2 separate regions of the Homo sapiens genome follow, and region 2 is linked to region 1. A link is a loop called in an ENCODE intact Hi-C map of the cell type or tissue named here. Cell type or tissue: OCI-LY7. All regions are shown on one strand. Region 1 overlaps DNAH2 (dynein axonemal heavy chain 2). Region 2 overlaps SHBG (sex hormone binding globulin).

Region 1 (2,500 bases):
TTTTCCCTAGGATCTAATAGTTTTTGTGATTTTTGTTTGCTTAGGTTCTGTTTTTTGTTTTTTTTTTTTTGGAAACAGGGTCTCACTCTGTCACCCAGGCTGGAGTGGCACAATCTCACAATCTCAGCCACTGCAATCTCCACCTCCTGGGCTCAAACAATCCTCCTGCCTCAGCCCTCCCAATAGCTGAGACTACAAGCATGAGCCATTACACCTGGCTCATTTTCACCATGTTGCCCACGCTGGTCTCAAACTCCTCACCTCAAGCAATCCACCTGCTTATGCCTCCCAAAGTGCTAGGATTACAGGTGTGAGCCATCATGTCCAGCCTGTTTGCTTAGGGTTTTGTTTTTGTTTTTGTTTTTGTTTTGCCCCCATGTTTGCTTAGTTTTTAATGTGCTTATCTCTAACTCAATTCCAAACTCTACCAGTTGACTAAATCTTTCAAACAATTTTCACATCGGGTATCAATTTCTTCTTTAAAAAGTCATCCTGGCCCGGCGCAGTGGCTCATGCCTGTAATTCCAGCACTTTGGGAGGCTGAGGCAGGCGGATCACCTGAGGTCGGGAGTTCGAGACCAGCCTGACCAACATGGAGAAACCCCGTCTCTACCAAAAATACAAAATTAGCTGGGTGTGGTGGTGCATGCCTGTAATCCTAGCTACTCGGGAGGCTGAGGCAGGAGAATCGCTTGAACCTGGGAGGCGGAGGTTGCGGTGAGCCAAGATTGTGCCATTGCACTCCAGCCTGGGCAACAAGAGTGAAACTCCATCTCAAAAAAACAAAACAAAACAAAACAAAAAAACAGTCCTCCTGAAGACTTCAGGTTTGCTCCAGTCTGGATTGGCTTCTCTCTTTGCCCAGTGCACCACCATCATCCTGTGACCTCCATTCACCAACACCCCGAGGATTACTGTAGCCTCCCCCTTGCACCAAATCTTTTGTTTCCCATCGTCCTTTTCACGATGTGTTCCTGTGTTTAAGTAGAGCACGTTTTTCTAGTAGCTTTTGGAGAAAGTAGTTGTGACTACAGGAGCACACCTCCATGTGTGGCTATTTTTTTTTTTAAGAGATGGAGGTCTTGCTATGTTACCCAGGCTGGTCTTGAACTCCTAGCCTAAAGTGATCCTGTTGCCTCAGCCTCCAAAGTGTTGAGATGACAGGCGTGAACCACCGCACCTCGCCCCTATCAGTTTCAATATCTGAAGTAAGTTTTCATGGATCTGATTCCACTGTCTGTTGTTCTTCTGGCTCCCATTCATGGTTTCTTGTTTCCTTGTGTGTTTTGTGATTTTTGACCATGAGTTGCTCATTTTCTTGGACTTTTACCTGTGGCACTTCTTTGAAGTGTGAGTTGAAATTTCATTCCTCCAGAAATAATTTGCTTTTGCTTCTTCCAGTCACCTGGGGGCACTAACAACCTAGAACTACTTAATATTGAAATCTAAGCTTGAGATTTCTTTTCTGATTACACAGTAGGATAAATGATGACTGGAAACCATGTGAGAGCTGGTGTGTGGTTAGGAAATCTCAAAGAAAATTTGGTCTTTTTCTTCCATCATCAGAGGTCAAAACAAGCAAGTTTCTTTCCTGTATATACGCTTCTAAATCTCAGACTTCTCGTTTTTCCATCTACTGGGGATGTTGCCCCTTGGGGACTGGGGTTTATGCAGCACTGCATCTTCTGTTATATCTTCAGACTTGGGTTGTTTCATCTCCTATCCTCACTGCCTTAAGATCAACAACAGTTTTCAGGGAGAAGGCCAGCTTTGGTACTTACCTGCCTCCCAGGGTTCCTGCTTTTACTCCCTACCCTCCTCAACTCCTGGAATTCTTCCTTTCTTGCCAGCTTAGCAATGCATTAAAAAGGATGTTATTATTATATTTTTATCCATCATTTTAGTAGTTTCAATTGAAAGGATCATTCAGGGTATCTAGACTACCACACTGCCAGAGAAGAAAGTTCTTATGCTTTCTAAAACTCCCTCTTCCATTCTGCTGCTCTCTGATACCAAATGGCTTCTAGCAGCCCCTCCTCAAAACTCCCTGATGAGGTGAGAAGTAGAGGCATGGAGGACTGATGGGCACGGAGAAAGTGCAAAGGCAACGGACTAGAGGTTTCAATGAAGTCAGAGCGTTGCTGCATGGATGCACTTGAGCAGGTACACTTGAGTAGGTCAGCGGAGGAGGGAGTTGTGGTCAGAGAGCAGAATGTTTGAATAGTCTATTGCTTTATAGATAAGGAAGTCCAAAGAGAGGTCAATTGACTTGTTCAGAGTCATAGCTAGTAGATGGCAGAACAAGGACTGGAAGCCAAGTTTTCTATTCCCAGATGCATATTCACATATGTGGTCAGGGAGAGTGCGGTTTTTTTGTTTTTGTTTTGTTTTTTGAGACACGGTCTTGCTCTGTCACCCAGGCTGGAGTGCAGAGGCACAATCTCAGCTCATTATAGCCTCAATCTCCTGGGGCTCAAGCAATCCTCCTACCTCAGCCTCC
Region 2 (2,500 bases), 150 kb after region 1:
TGAACCCGCGAGGCGGAGGTTGCAGTGAGCCGAGATCACGCCATTGCACTCCAGCCTGGGCAACAAGAGCGGGAAACTCCATCTCAAAAAAAAAAAAAAAAAGAAGTCCTCATTTCCTTAGAGAAACTCTCCTTGACGCTCAGACTAAGTTAAGGCCTCCTAGTCTCCATGTTTTCTATTTTTTCTTTTTTCTTTTTTTTTGAGATGGACTCTTGCTCTGTTGCCCAGGCTGGAGTGTAGTGGCGCGATCTCGGCTCACTGCAAGCTCCGCCTCCCGGGTTCACACCATTCTCCTGCCTCAGCCTCTCGAGCAGCCGGGACTACAGGCGCCCGCCACCATGCCCAGCTAATTTTTTTGTATTTTCAGTAGAGACGGGGTTTCACCGTGTTAGCCAGGATGGTCTCGATCTCCTGACCTTGTGGTCCGCCCGCCTCTGCCTCCCAAAGTGCTGGGATTACAGGCGTGAGCCACCACGCCCGGCCAGTCTCCATGTTTTCACAACTCTCCAATTCTTCTTTATCAGTGCTTCCAACTATCCACTTATTAGTTAGCCTTTGATGGATGTCTGCTTCCCTATGGGACTGTGGGCACCAAGAGGGTAGGAACCAGAGTGTTTTTGCTCATTAAGACAACTCAATACTTGGCACAGTGCCTGGTACATTGCTAGTGCACAGTGAATATTTGTTGAATAAATGAATAATCAGTAACTTTCAAAGGGGGTTCTTAGGTGGAGCTTTAATGGGAAGCGTCAGTGCCATTGCCTGGGCTCTGGGGGCAGCTGTGAGTCCAGATCTCATGGCTTCTGTTCAGGGCCTGGTCCACATCCAGCCTCTGACCTTGTGCCCAAAGGCCATTCAGGCAAAAAGAGGTGGAAGAGTCTTCTCCTAGAGGGAGGTAGTGCAAAGGTGGCATTAGAGCATTAAGGTGGCTCGGATCCAGAATCTTCTCCCCACTTTTCCACTCCTCCAACCTGAGTTTGCAAAAGCACTACCTTCCACTGCCCCCATATCTTCTTCTTGTGGCCTATTCTTCTTCCCTCCCAGAGGTTTCCTTCCCCTCAAAATGTGCCGCCTCCCTTGAGCTGTTTCCAATGTTGTGCTCATGAACTTGAACATCATTCTCTCTTACCTGGTAAAGCCCCCAGGAAGAGACGCCCTTGAGGCTTGGCCCAGAGGTTAAGGAGGGGAGCCAGGCCTAAGGGAGGCAGGGCAAGGGCCTTCATCTTCGACCCTTGGCTCAAGACCACCCTGGACATACTCAGCTTCAGCTGAAGAGGGAGTCCCAAGACCAGGGGCAGATCCAGCCCTGGCCCCGACCCAGAAGACAACACCACCTTCTGCAGAGTGTGTGGGAAAGGGACGGTAGAGAGAGAGGGAAGAATGAGCCGGGCCTACTGCCTGTGGCCTCACCCCTAGCTGCCTTAATTCTGCCTCTTCGCTATGCCTCCACCTACTGGCCATTCTCACCACTTAAATCCTGCCCCAATTTTTTTTGGCTTGACCCTTTTTGAAACCACACCTGCCCCAAGTAAATATGCAGTCTAAGTCAAAACTGTTTGCTTGCTGTGGGGAGCTTCAAGATATGTCCCTCGCCCCTACCACCCACCTGAGTGCCATCCATAAGCCTTATTTTTATTTTTATTTTTTTGAGACAGGGTCTCACTGTGGCCCAGGTCAGAGTGCAGTGGCACATCATAGCTCACTGCAGCTTCAAACTCCTGGGCTCAAGTGAACCTCCTGCCTCAGGCTCCTAAATAGCTAGGGCAGCAGACATGTGCTACCATGCCTGGCTAATTTTTTTTTTTTTTTAGACAGAGGTCTCTGCTATGTTGCCCAGGCTGGTGTCAAACTCCTGGCCTCAAGTGATCCTCTGGTCTTGGCCTCCAGCACCTGGGATTACAGGCAAGCACCACCATGCCTGGCTAATTATTAATGAAAAACAATTCTGTGGAGCCAGTCTTGTTATGTTCCCTGGGCTGGAAACCTTCCTAATATTGACATGTTGGACTCCCCTCTTCCCTCATTGCTCCAGGCTCCACTGAATACAGGCAATGCCCCACTGTCCCCCTTTACTTGATCTTGGAGGTGGAGACTGAGCCAAGATGGGTTCTCTGGTGTCCCAAGAGCAAGGAGGTGGCCTGAGCCTGCTGCCTGCTTGAGTCCCAGGTCCAAAGAGAAGGCCCAGGGCTCTGCATGAGGCTGGGGAATGTCTGTGGGGAGAAATGATTATCCTGAGGCCTCAAAGCTGGGGTCTCAAGGAGGAAAGGGGCCAGTGGTAGAGGGGGACAGAGGCAGGCTGAGCTGGCCAGGGTGGGAAAAATAGACTCCGAGGAAATCTACCTCGGAGATTGAATTCTGCCTGAGTCCCTGGAGGGAGAAATATCCCGGGATTTGATTCTACATCACAGCTTCTGAGGCTAGTGGGGGCAGATGCTGAGATCTCGGCCTGTTTGTCCAGCCAGGAATCCCGGCGCAGGCAGCCATCCAGGGCAGGAACCAG

The links. Hi-C counts contacts between places; a loop is a spot of excess contacts. Peaks named below come from ENCODE experiments on the same cell type or tissue, not always from the same donor. Only the 100,000 strongest peaks of a DNase experiment are listed, where the experiment ranks them.
Region 2: a loop joins it to region 1, with 2.6 times the contacts of the local background. A loop is called at or near these places in 2 of 110 quality-filtered maps.

The regions. Positions count from the first base shown.
Region 1 is chr17:7,781,371-7,783,870 of GRCh38, reverse strand. The region is part of intron 39 of DNAH2 (dynein axonemal heavy chain 2); the gene reads right to left. Among named protein-coding and RNA genes, the nearest start is that of KDM6B, 52 kb to the left of the region's middle. In OCI-LY7, CTCF peaks have their summits at 1,202 and 1,403 (motif pointing right); no DNase peak of the experiment used is centred here.
Region 2 is chr17:7,631,589-7,634,088 of GRCh38, reverse strand. SHBG (sex hormone binding globulin) reads right to left here. Exons shown (of 8, transcript NM_001040.5): 5 at 2,341-2,500; 6 at 2,074-2,210; 7 at 1,130-1,337; 8 at 717-885. The coding sequence ends at 737. Among named protein-coding and RNA genes, the nearest start is that of SHBG, 2.7 kb to the right of the region's middle. RefSeq lists an enhancer at 1,374-1,463. In OCI-LY7, CTCF peaks have their summits at 758, 1,253 and 1,455 (motif pointing left); a DNase peak (open chromatin) is centred at 1,448.